2 separate regions of the Homo sapiens genome follow, and region 2 is linked to region 1. A link is an interaction called in ENCODE POLR2A ChIA-PET data of the cell type or tissue named here. Cell type or tissue: OCI-LY7. All regions are shown on one strand. Each heading gives the region's core, and the rest is flanking DNA. Links, peaks and the distances in the headings are about the cores only.

What was found. Peaks named below come from ENCODE experiments on the same cell type or tissue, not always from the same donor. Only the 100,000 strongest peaks of a DNase experiment are listed, where the experiment ranks them.
Region 2: POLR2A ChIA-PET joins it to region 1 with 5 read pairs; 2 of 35 experiments call an interaction of 5 or more read pairs at or near these places.

Annotation. Positions count from the first base shown.
Region 1 is chrX:13,002,842-13,008,902 of GRCh38, forward strand. No RefSeq gene overlaps it. Among named protein-coding and RNA genes, the nearest start is that of TMSB4X, 31 kb to the left of the region's middle. RefSeq lists a silencer at 1,368-1,417 and enhancers at 1,868-1,927, 3,261-3,310. In OCI-LY7, for the core only: no CTCF peak of the experiment used is centred there; a DNase peak (open chromatin) is centred at 3,030; H3K4me3 peaks cover 910 bases; H3K27ac peaks cover 495 bases.
Region 2 is chrX:13,337,347-13,343,407 of GRCh38, forward strand. It overlaps LINC01203 (long intergenic non-protein coding RNA 1203), which reads left to right. Exons shown (of 7, transcript NR_045260.1): 5 at 549-602; 6 at 2,580-2,753; 7 at 4,385-4,479. Among named protein-coding and RNA genes, the nearest start is that of LINC01203, 5.1 kb to the left of the region's middle. In OCI-LY7, for the core only: a CTCF peak has its summit at 4,632 (motif pointing left); no DNase peak of the experiment used is centred there.

The DNA of each region.
Region 1 (6,061 bases), core at 414-5,413:
TAATTCAAGAGAGTGAGGAAAAATCATATTTTTTTCTCCTTTGAGCTGGAAACAAAAACCCTTTGTACAGATTTTGATGATTCTTACTTCCTCCAAACCTTAGCTTTATTCATATGTTCTGCAAACTAAACCACCATTATGAAACCAACTGAAACTGTGATCACAGGAGGCCATAAATAAATTAGCTAAAGAATTAAAATCCTCCTGGTCAGGGATTAAGCCTTTTATGATCTTTCTCCTCTATGAAAATACCTTAATCTCTCCTCCTCTGAATTTTCCATTTATATTGCTTATATCAACGGTTCTTAATTTTAAAAACGTGACCCCTCTTCTTGCACTCTGAATTTTTATGTCCTCGCAAAAGATATCATAATTCTTTTTTAGAAATTACAACTGTATCTAATAGGAAAGCTAAGGAATGGCATTCATGTGATTTTTTTTTCTTTTCTTTTGAGGCAGAGTCTTGCTCTGTTGCCCAGGCTGGAATACAGTGTTGCGATCTCAGCTCACTGCAATCTCCGTCCCCCGAGTTCAAGCGGTTCTCCTGCCTCAGCCTCCTGAGCAGCTGGGATTATAGGCACCTGCCACCACGCCCAGCTGATTTTTGTATTTTTATTAGAGACAGGGTTTCACCATGATGGACAGGATGGCCTCGAACTCTTGATCTTAAGTGATCCGCCCGCCTCGGCCGCCCAAAGTGCTGGGATTACAGGCGTGAGCCATTGTGCCTGGCCGGGAAAAATACATTTTTGATATCGAATATCTCAGTCCCTTTTATAACTCTGTAAGCCCCGGGGAGTCTGAAATGCACAAGCAAAAATCTCTGGCTGATTTCAGTCAGCCATTTGGGGGCTTATTTGCTTTGTTTTCTAATTGCTTCTCAACATTTAGTTTGAGAGGATAGAAATTAGGCCATTTTTTTCATCTGTTATAGGACTGGCCACACAGTAGTGCTTCAGAAACTAGTTGCTCATTTATTGCTTGGTCCATTCTCTTGATTTTCTTTTGCCTGGGAGGAAACACTGCACTGACCTTTCAACCAAATATTTGGGTGCTGCAATTTTTTTTTTTTTTTTTTTGAGACGGAGTCTCGCTCTATTGCCCAGGCTGGAGTGCAGTGGCGCGATCTTGGCTCACCACAACCTCTGCCTGCTGGGTTCAAGCAATTCTCCTGCCTCAGCCTCCCGAGTAGCTGGGACTACAGGTATGTGCCACTATGCCCGACTAAGTTTTTGTATTTTTAGTAGAGACGGGGTTTCACCATGCTGGCCAGGCTGGTCTTGAACTCCTGACCTTGTGATCCACCCGACTCAGCCTCCCAAAGTGCTGGGATTACAGGCTTGAGCCACCACGCCCAGCCGCAGGCTGTTGCAATAATTTTTTTTTTTTTTTTTTTTTTTTTTTTGCGACGGAGTCTCGCTCTGTCACCCAGGCTGGAGTGCAGTGGCGCGATCTCAGCTCACTGCAAACTCCGCCTCCCAAGTTCAAGCAATTCTCCTGCCTCAGCCTCCTGAGTAGCTGGGATTGCAGGCGCCCGCCACCACGCCCAGCTAATTTTTGTATTTTTAGTAGAGACAGGGTTTCACCATGTTGGTCAGGCTGGTCTTGAACCCCTGACCTCGTGATCCACCGACCTCGGCCTCCCAAAGTGCTGGGATTACAGGCATGAGCTATCACGCCCAGCTGCAATATTTTAAATATATTTTAGTATAAAGTGAAGGGCCTCTGACGTCCATCTAGTAAGAATCGGGCCACATATTCATAGACTGACAGTTTCAATCTTTGCAGACTTTGTCCTTTGAAGTTTGCTTTGCTTTCTCTTTTCACACTTTGGTAGCATCTTTCAGTTCTCTGCTGCTCCAGAGAGGAACATTATGGCCTCTTGATTGGATGGATAAAGGGTCCAGCCCTGACCCATTGGCTGCTAGAAGGGCCAGGGGCAAAAAGATGACCCCATTAACCACCTTTTCCACCTGTACTTCAGTCTTACTTGCAAATTGTTTTTTCTCATGTCTTTTCATCATAGTCTATACAATCATCTTGTCAACAAGTTATCGTAAAAATTGTTGAAAAGGATCTATTAATTCTCAGCCCAGAGGCTGTCCTTTGGATTTCTTTGTGACTATTGCTTTGGTCTTACATGTGGCTGATATCAGCTTGTTTTGAAAATCCAAACACTAGTCCACATTTTCACCTAGTAAAGTCATTGATGCCTTCTTTGTGGCCAGTTATAAGGAGCTTTTTCATCTAATTCATGATGACCCAGGAACCTTACCTCCATGACAAAAATGTTCCTGGAACTCAGCTTCCCAACGTCATCTCTACTTCAGTTCTTTAGGTTGCCAGATGTTGAAGATAAATCACTTTAACTGTGGTTGCATAGAATTGGTTGGGAATCACATGAGTTTCTTCATGTAAAAACTACCAAGACCTCTGCTTTGGGTCTAGATCCTGGTTTATGCTGCCTTCTTCAAAACTAAGGGGAGATGCTGGGACTTGCTGTTAGCTCCATTTTTTTTTTTAATTGCATGATTCTCTGACTTTGCTGAGGAGTTGTAGATCCAAGTTCAAACATACATTGGCAACTACACCCAAATGCAGCCAAGATACAAGGGTCTACATGTGATACAGGGTCTAATTAGCCATGTGACTTTGGACAGGTCATTCTCTCTGGCTTTGATTTTCTCATTTGTAAAATGATGTATTAAATTGGGGCAAAAGTAATTGCAGTTTTTGCCATTAAAAGTAATGAATTCGGTTCTTCCTAATAATTGAATTAGGTTCTTTCCAGGCCCTTTTCTGGTTCTTTCCATTTCTAAAGGTCTATGATGAATAGGCCAACCATGTCATCATGGGTTCCAGCGCAGCACCCTAGAGCCCCACACCTCATTCCTGGCAGGCACGCACATCTCCAAATAGGGCTCCTTAGTTTTTAAAGAAGGGAAAACGGATAAGGAGAACTGAAACCCACATACTTTCAGTTCTGACTTTGTGAGTTTTGAATTTAAATGCTTTCTCATATGAAACAGTGAGTGGGCAGAAGCATTCTACAAGAAGAGAGCCCTGAAGTTAGATGAGCAATGAGCAATCCCTTTCTGTTGGTGATTCTCTTTTGAAACAAAACGCATCACTGCTCAAAGCTCAACTGCCAAAAAAAAGAAAGAAAGAAAGAGGGAGAGAGAGAGAGAGAGAGAAAGAAAGAAAGAAAGAAAGAAAAGAAAGAAAGAGAGAGAAAGAAAAGCTAAGAGTAAGGAGAAAAAAGAAAAAGAGAGAGAGAACCCACCACCCTGTGCGAACAGCACAGCTGAACAAAGGGAAATAGAAGGTAGTGGCATGTGAATCCACGTGGCCCTTTGCCAACCCACTTGCCTCTCACGCTGCCACACTTGCATATATCAGGGTAATTTCTGGGATGGAGGTTTTTACTGAGCACTTGTTGGCAGAGAGATTTTCTCCCAGTCTCATGACGTTCACAAAAAGCTAGTACTGAGAGGAAAAAACTGCTGGGACTTACATGTAATAGCATCTTCCAAGCAGCTCTATAAGATGACTAACATTTCAGCTGGACACGAGACAAAACTTGGCACCAGAAATGGTGGATGATGGTGCACCACCACTGCTTCATGCAGCCCACTATCGAGGCAAGGGGGTCTGAGCACATTGCCTGCAAATAATATGTTTGCAACTTTTCAATTCATTTGAGTCCTGACTTAAAAAAAAGCGTGCCAGGCAAATGATCATCTGCATGACTTTTCAGAAGGTTTTGCCCTGCTAGCCCTTAAATGATATGTGAAAACAAATCAGGGAGTTGGGGCCATCTGAAATGTAGCTTGAGAGGGTAAGAGAAGATGGAGAGACATGCTAAGGGTTTAAATAGGAGGAACCAATGAGGAAAAGCACATGACACTATTATAGTGGAATTTTGCCTTTTTTTGGCCATTCCTGTATTTCCATAGTTGTAACCATTTGTTACAAGCTATTCCTCTGATTTTTTTTTTTTTTGCATCTTATAAAAGTGAGGAGTCTATAAAAGACAACATTTTGTAGGCCTGCAGCCTTTGCATCTAGTTTTTGGAAATAAGTTGTTACTTATCTGCCTATGAATGCCTTCTCCCAGCTTTCCTCGAATTTTTTGAGGGATGAGGAAAAATTAGTTTCCTTTTAAAATACGGAACCCCTGGAGAACATTTGTTTCTCAGAGAATGATAAACAAGGAAAGGGGATGTGATGCATACAGCAAATTTAAAAACATTATCAGGCTGGATGCAGTGGCTCATGAAGCTTGCATTTTAGTGCAAAAAAACAAATAAATATATAATGTGGCAAGTGTATTGCTAAGCATTTTAGAGAAAAGTGAAATAGGATAAAAGGATTAGAGAAGAAATGGGAGGGTGGAGGGTCCATGCTATGTTGTAGGTCATGATTGTAAATACCATTAAGTCTAGTTTCCATTCTCCCTCTGTGCAGATGAAGAAACTGAGGCACTAAAGGAAGACATGACTGCCCAGGGTCTCCCAGCTGGCTAGGCACCCACTGGGAATGAAACCCAGCTCTCCTGACCCAAGACAAGCCCTCTTTTCTCCCATCTCGACACCCGCACTTGGAAATGGGTTGCTGCAGTAGGAATTTGAAGTCTAGCATTTTTTCCCCTTGCAATCAATTGATACTGATTTTCTTATGAGTACAAAATGAATTGTCCAACACCATTCGCATATCAGCTTGTGGCAGCAGTAATAGTCACTAACATTTAGAAAGGGGTGGCATGGAATTCACCTAGAGTTGACTCCCCACTGTGTGGTCAGTTCATGAGCATCTGCCCTGTGCTCAGCACCTTTCACACTGATGTGACAAATTCAGGATGCATCTCCAACTTTAATATGTACATGAGTCACCTGGGAATCTTGTTAAAGTGCGGATTCTGATTCAAGAGGTCTAGGTGGGACCTGAGACTCTAATAAGCTCCCAGGTGATCCTGGGGTTGCCAGTTCACAGACCACATTTTGGGTATTGAAAGTCTAGGTACCTCTGCTAGTTTGCTGAATGCAACTGAGAAAGAAACCTCAGGGTTAATGCTTGCATTTTTCTGTCTTCATTTCTCCATTGTCCTACTCTCCTCCCTTGGAAGGCTCCAGCTTAGAAAAAGAAAACATTATGAAATAGCAGTGCCAAACCTGAATTACAATGTTAGGCATGTAATTATCTGGGCAAAAGCCAGATGTCTCAGACTAGGGTTTAGTACAGCTTGCCAGGGCTGGGTAAAGTTCCTAGATTGAAGACACAGTTGAGACTACATGACATATGCAAGAGAAAAGGGGTACCTGTGCCTGAAACTCTGGGAGGTGAGAAGTGGACAAGGGTTACTGCTGCATAAGTAATTGAGGAAGCTTCTCCTTCCCCACCAGACTGCAAACTGAGATGTTTGCATATTAATCTTGGCCACAGGGGTGACTCGGTCTGTGTCTGCAAATGAAAGGTTTCATCCTTGGCTGTGAAATAAAAATAGCAAATAGCATGTGGCATGCAGGGGCTTTTCCTCTATAAGGGGCTGTCACTGTCCACTGTTTAAAGCCTCTGCTTGAGCCATCTTCAAGGAAGGAGGGTTGTGAATGAGTGGGGGCAGATTGCAGAGCCAGTTCGTAGACAGCAGAGATGCTCCAGGGAAAACCTCCCTTCTCTTGCTGTTTACATTTGCACATACTTACCAGTTTGCCAGAACTTCTTGGTGTCAACAACTTTGACTGAGACTGCGCCACGTGAATGTATCTCCTGGGGACTCAGAAGATAGCTCAGGAGGTAAAGGCAAGGCCCCCGCACTGTGATCTGACTGAGCTTAGGAGAATTGGGCTCCTCAAATCTTTTTGCAAACTCAGTTTCTTCTCAGAGGAAAATGGTAACAGTGACAATAAGAAAAAAATAAAACCGTATCTCTAAAGTGGAAAAGGCTATAACAGTTCCCATTACTCTTCTGGAGGGAAAACCAGTTCCAGTGGGCCTAGGGTTCCACAGCTATGTAGGGCTTCTTTACAACTGAAGACTTTAGACCATTTGGTTTGTATTCAGT
Region 2 (6,061 bases), core at 533-5,532, 330 kb after region 1:
ATACAAGAGCTTCTTTAAGTGGAAATATATATCCAGTTGGTCAGACTCTCCATCATACACTTTGCTTTTTGTTGAAATTCAAAATAAAACTTTCTTTAAGGAAGCCTGGATCTCAGTCTTAAACCCCTAGCTATAAATGTCTCCAACAAAGGGGAAGGGAAGCAACCTAGTCTGAATTTTAATTCAGCCAAATGGGAAACCCATGACCTTCCATTCTCCTCTGATTTTACCATTCTTCTAGGATCCATTTCACAGCTATTGTTCATCTGGGTATAGAATCACTGCTTTGTATTTCAACACCATTGAAAATATGTCAGACCAAGACCCGTATAGTATAATTCTGCTGGAAAATAGAAGTTAAAGGGGTTAACCTGTAGTAGTAGATTAAGATAGTTATGGAAAAAAGGTTAAAGAAATGAGGGTTTAAAAAGCTTTCAACAAGTTGCTGTCACCTCTGGGCCATCCACATAGTAGGTACTCAATATGTGTTGAAGTAAATGAATGCTTCTTTATGGATTGGCTCATTCAACAACCATTCTTTCTTTCAGCATGTGATGGAAAGAAAGCTATCAACTTCATTCCTGAGACTTCCTGCAACACAGGTGGGTGAGCATGATTTAGGTTCCACCATCAGATGTTCACATGTAACCTCTATTGGAACTGAGCCATGGGTAGAAAGGCAGGAGAGTGGACATATATTTTACTAGCATGGATTGTGGCAGGGGTACCATGGTTCTGGCTACATATGTTTGAGGAGCTTGGAGTTCATAAAACAGAGGCAAGCCAGAGCTAGAGATGTAGCTTAGGGTCAGATATGTTAAAGAAAACATTCTTTCATTTTTCCATTTTTGCCTTTTAGTTTTTGAAAATTTTACAGATAATGTTACAGGGATAAAAGAAATTGAAAAAGAAAGAAAAAACCATTATACCATCACTAAAATATATAAACACTTTATTTTTCCCTGTTATCAGTCATTACCCACATTTATACATATCATATAGGGAACATAAGGTTCATATAATTTTCTGATTTCTTTCTCTTAAAATGACATTGTAAATATATACACTCATATTTAATATATGGAAAAATGCAAAAATGACAAGGAACATTTAAACGTGTAAATCTATGCATATAGAAGTCATTTGTTCATTTAACAGTAGGTACCTACTGGTAGTAGGTACAATTCCCTGCTTTGATGATCAACAGTGAAGAAACCACACAAAGTTCATGCCTAAGGAAGATTACATTCTCTAATGGGTTCAACTCCAATGATCCATACATTCTTGTGTCCCTGGGAGAGTCTCACCTTATTTCATTGTCTCATTATAATTATTAATAGCTCTCACTCTCAAGAGTGTCTCAGTTTGGATAATACATTACATAGTCACCCTGGACATAATAGAGAATATAGAGGTGAGGACATATATTAACTGCAGAGTAATAAGTGCTATAAAAATATCCATTCCAGCTGGACACTGAAGATGAAAAAATAGAAATTTAAATGTTTTTAACTTAAAAATAAATATCCTAAAGTAAGGTGACAGTAATTTGGGGAAAGGACTTCTTTCAATTGGGTGGTCAGGGCAGTTCTTTCTGAGGGGAGCACAGAATGAATGACAAGAAGGAGCCAGTCGGATAAAGAGTGAAGGTGTAAGCATTGTAAGAACAGCAAGGGGAAACGACATATCCAGAGGACAGAGAGAGGCAGTGTGGATGAAGGGCAGTGTGCAGGGATGGAAGTGGCCCAAGGGGAGGCAAGGGCTAGGTTTTTAAGGCCCTGCCTGTCGTGAGGAGGAGCTTGGGTTTCCTTTGAAATGCAATGGACAGTCTTTAAAAGAGAGCAGAGTGACCTCACTTACTTGTCTGTGCCAAATGTCTTCAAACCCATAGGCCAGAAAATCACTCTCTGATGAAGCTCTCATATTTAAAAATACTGTGTCTCCTCCAATAAAGCCACAGACACCAGGATTCTTTGGAAAAATATGTTTTTTACCAACACTGGAATGAAAGATAAATTATTACATGAAACATGAAGCTTAAAGTTCTCAGAAGCAGATATATTTATAACTTTTTCCCCTAACGTATTGAAAGATAAAGTGCTGAACTTTAGAACTTTATAACAGACTCACAAATAAATGCAAGGCTTCATGAGTTTTATCAAGCTCTCCTCTTGTCATCAGTGATGGTAGTGAAGGATTATACAGTTTGAAGGTAGTTGGGACAAGTCTCCCGACAAGGGAGTGGTGACTTGGGACTAACTAACTGAAGAGGGAGGGAAGGGCAAGATGCCAGAAATCTGGTGGAAGACCTTGGTAGTAGGTATTCCAGCAGCTTCCAGATTCTTTCTGAGGCAATTTAAAGAGATGCAGCTCAGAGGTGCAACTCCATCCTGCTAGGCTTGGTCTTCTAAGGCCCAGCACTTGGCCACACAGGTTATGCAGCACACCAGAATGCCAGGCTGTAAAAGCTAGATCGAGGGCCAAATTCCAGGTCACACCCTGCTTACCAAACCATGCCAGCTCGAAGGGACACCTCCTCAATTCAGCTCTGCTTTACCTCTCTGCTTATGAATTCCAAGCTCCTGATACACATCTGGTCAGAACCATGGTACCCCTCCACAATCCACGCCAGGAAATTGGATGTCTACTCCCTGCCTTTCTTCCCATTGTTTGGGGACTTTTCCTTAGTTCAGCTGAAGACGGGGTCCTTGTCACACGGCCACGAAAATTTAGGCTTGCAGATTATTTGAAGGGTGAGTAGGGCACGGTTTTATTGGGTGAAAAGGAAGAAAAGGAGAAAAGAGACACCTAGCAAAGCAAGAGAGTGTGCTTCCTGCCCGTGGGCTTCTCAGGTACCACCGAGGAAGAGGAGGGGCAAGGCTCCTCTCCCCTGCAAAAGCTGGACGTTCTGTGGCTCCACCCCACTGCGCGCTCCTTCCAGTGTGCAGGTCGGTCGGAGGCTCTGCCAGGGAGCCCTTCCCACCTGGCTGTCTCACCATGGCTTTGGGAAAGGGCTGTGCCCAGAGGGGATTCTTTTCTATACAACACAAAGGCTTTGTCTGTGCTCAGCAGCCGTGTGTTTAGGACATTTCCTGGGCCTTATGGCCTCTGACAGTCATCCTTTACTGTCTAAATCTCTTAGCAGATGCACCCTCACCAGCTAGCCAATTCTGTCTCCTGGTTCTCACCCTGGGTATGAGACTATGCTGATTTCTTGTTTCAGCAACATCCCGGGCATAAAACAGCATTTTTTGTTATTTACTCACGTAAATAATCAGTTGCTGGAGGCTGTTCTGGAAAGCAGGACACATACAGCACACATAGGAATGAATCCATCCAGCACTGCTCCTCCTTGGAGCCAGGAGTCCCATTAGGGCTTCATCATCTCCTCTGTCACCATTTGGTACTTTTGGTTCTTTCTGTCTCCCTCAAGACTAGTTAAGACAGCTAATGTGTGGATGCAGTTTCGAAAACAATACTTTTCATAGCAGTGGTTTGAGCTAATGGTGTTTTTCATCTCAAAAATGTTTTACAAACATTAATTAAGCTTATGTAGCTCCCTGGTGGGCTTAGGCAGAAAGAATGCCCAGAGAGAGAGAGTTTCCGCTTTTCCTCCAAGCCACAGAAAGTCCTCAAGGAAACAGAAGGCCTGGGGCTTCAGCCCAGCAGTCCTTTGCTTGAAGAAGACTTAACATACCTTTACAACTTTCCTGATGCTCAGAAAATGAAGTCTTTTGTGATACTTCATAAAATGAAATCTCTTAGAATGCTTTGGGTTTTTTTGGGGGGGGGTGTTGCGGGGGTTTGGTTTTTGTTTTGTTTTGTTTTGTTTTGACAGAGTCTCACTCTGTCGTACCTAGGCTGGAGTGCAGTAGTGCAATCTCGGCTCACTGCAACCTCTGCCTCCTGGGTTCAAGTGATTCTCCTGCCTCAGCCTCCCGAGTAGCTGGGATTATAGCCGCCCACCACCACGCCCAGCTAATTTTTTCTATTTTTAGTAGAACGGGGTTTCATCATGTTGGTCAGGCTGATCTCAAACTCCTGACCTCAGGTGATCCACCCACCTCGGCCTCCCAAAGTGCTGGGATTACAGGCGTGAGCCACCGCGCCCAGCCCCCTTGGAATGCTTTGTAAAATGAAGTCCAGCCTGGACCACCTGTCAGAAAGTATTTTTTCTTTATTGTTGTGGCAAAGTATGTATCTATTGATATATTCTTAGTGAAGCAGGGAAACAGAAACTGCAAACCTAAACCAATTCAATAAAACATTACTTATTTCTCAGTAGGAAGAGGGAAAAAAGCTAGCAAGCATGAGTAAGAAGGAAGGATATGAGAGAATAGGAGATTCTTAAAGGCATTCTTTTCATTTCCTTCTTCTGACGCAGAAATCCAAACAAAAGCTTTAGAAGAAACACCTGGAAAAATAGTATCTCCACTTTGAAAATGCAGAAATACAGGCATAATACAATGGTGAAATTTATTCATGGTCATTCTCATCTCAATCAATGGTTCTCAACCAGGTGCTATTTTGCCCCCCAGGGACATCATTTTACAATGTCTAGACATTTTTGGTTGTCACCACTTGGGGAGGCGGTGTAAGGGTGGGCAAGTGGAGTGATACCGGCATCTAGTGGGTAGAGGATAAGGATGCTGCTACAAACATTGTACAATGCACAGGATAGCTCCCATCACCAAGAATGCTCTGACAGTGGTGCCAATGTTGAGGAACCCTATTCTAAATCATTGCCTTGTCAGAGATGGATCTCCAAATCAAGTTGGAGTTTGTGGTATGTCATCCACACAGTTGACTCCAACCCACCCAACTCCAAGCAGGCTCAACATGGTGATGTTTCCCACTACTTGCTCTAGGATACCTTCATTAGGCCTGAAGACCCAACCTGTGCACAGACTCTAAACTCAAACATGTACCTAGCTGCATTCTTGATTTTCTCACACAATCATGGCCATGCTTATATTTTGAAGTGATCCAGGATCCTTTTACTTTTTCTTCTAGTTCATTAAGGTGTAATTGACAAACAAAATTCATATATATTCAAGCTGTACAATGTGATGATTTGATATAGGCATACACTGTGAAGTGATTATCACAAATTAACACATTCATCGCCATATCTAGTTATCTCTGTGTGTATATGTGTGTGTGTGTGTGTGTGTGTGTGTGGTGAGGACACTTAAGATCTACTCTCTTAGCAGATTTCAAGTAAACAAGAATGTATTATTAACTGTGATCATGCTGTATGTTAGATCACATACAGCTGTATGTTACACCATGCTGTATGTTAGATCACATAAGTTCTGGTGAACTTACTCATTTTATAACCAAAAGTTTGTACCCTTTGACCAACATCTCCCATTTTCCTCACCTCCCAGCCCCTGGCAACCACCATACTACTCTCTGCTTCTATGAGCTTGACTTTGTTTAGATTCCACATATAAGTGAGACTGTAGGAAAGTTTAAATTTTTTCCCCTGAAGTTTCAGTCATTTGAGTTTATAAAACAAACTGATAATAGATTATCGGGAAAAACAGGCATACAAATTTTATTGTGTGCACATGTGTATGGAAGTCATACAAGCTCAAAGAAATGGCTAGAGGGTTGACACTTTTATACCATCTTGAGGTTACAGCAAGAATGAGGACTTGGATTATAGCAAAACAGGTTATGGTGGCAAGACAGGTTATGGGACAGAGAGAAGAGGAGGCCTGGCTAGTAAAGGTGGTCTTGTTATGCAGATGAAATCTCACAGATGAAATCTCTCTGAAATCCCTCAGAGAGAAGAGATGGGAGCCTGTGATAAATGTTTCTGCAGGGCCTTTAAAGTGTCAAGACTCCCAGGTGATCCTTCCTGGATCCAGAGGGAGAGAGTGGGGTGGTGTTTCAAAGAATACATGATAGCATCTGTTGTTTACTTCATTTTACTCCCTCTACAGTTGCAAATCTCCTTCACACAAGATAGCTTTGCAGGCCACTTCTGTTGGCAGGCCCTGTGAACAGCCACCTCAAAATATGTCAAAATATATATTAAAATTTTTTTTTAATT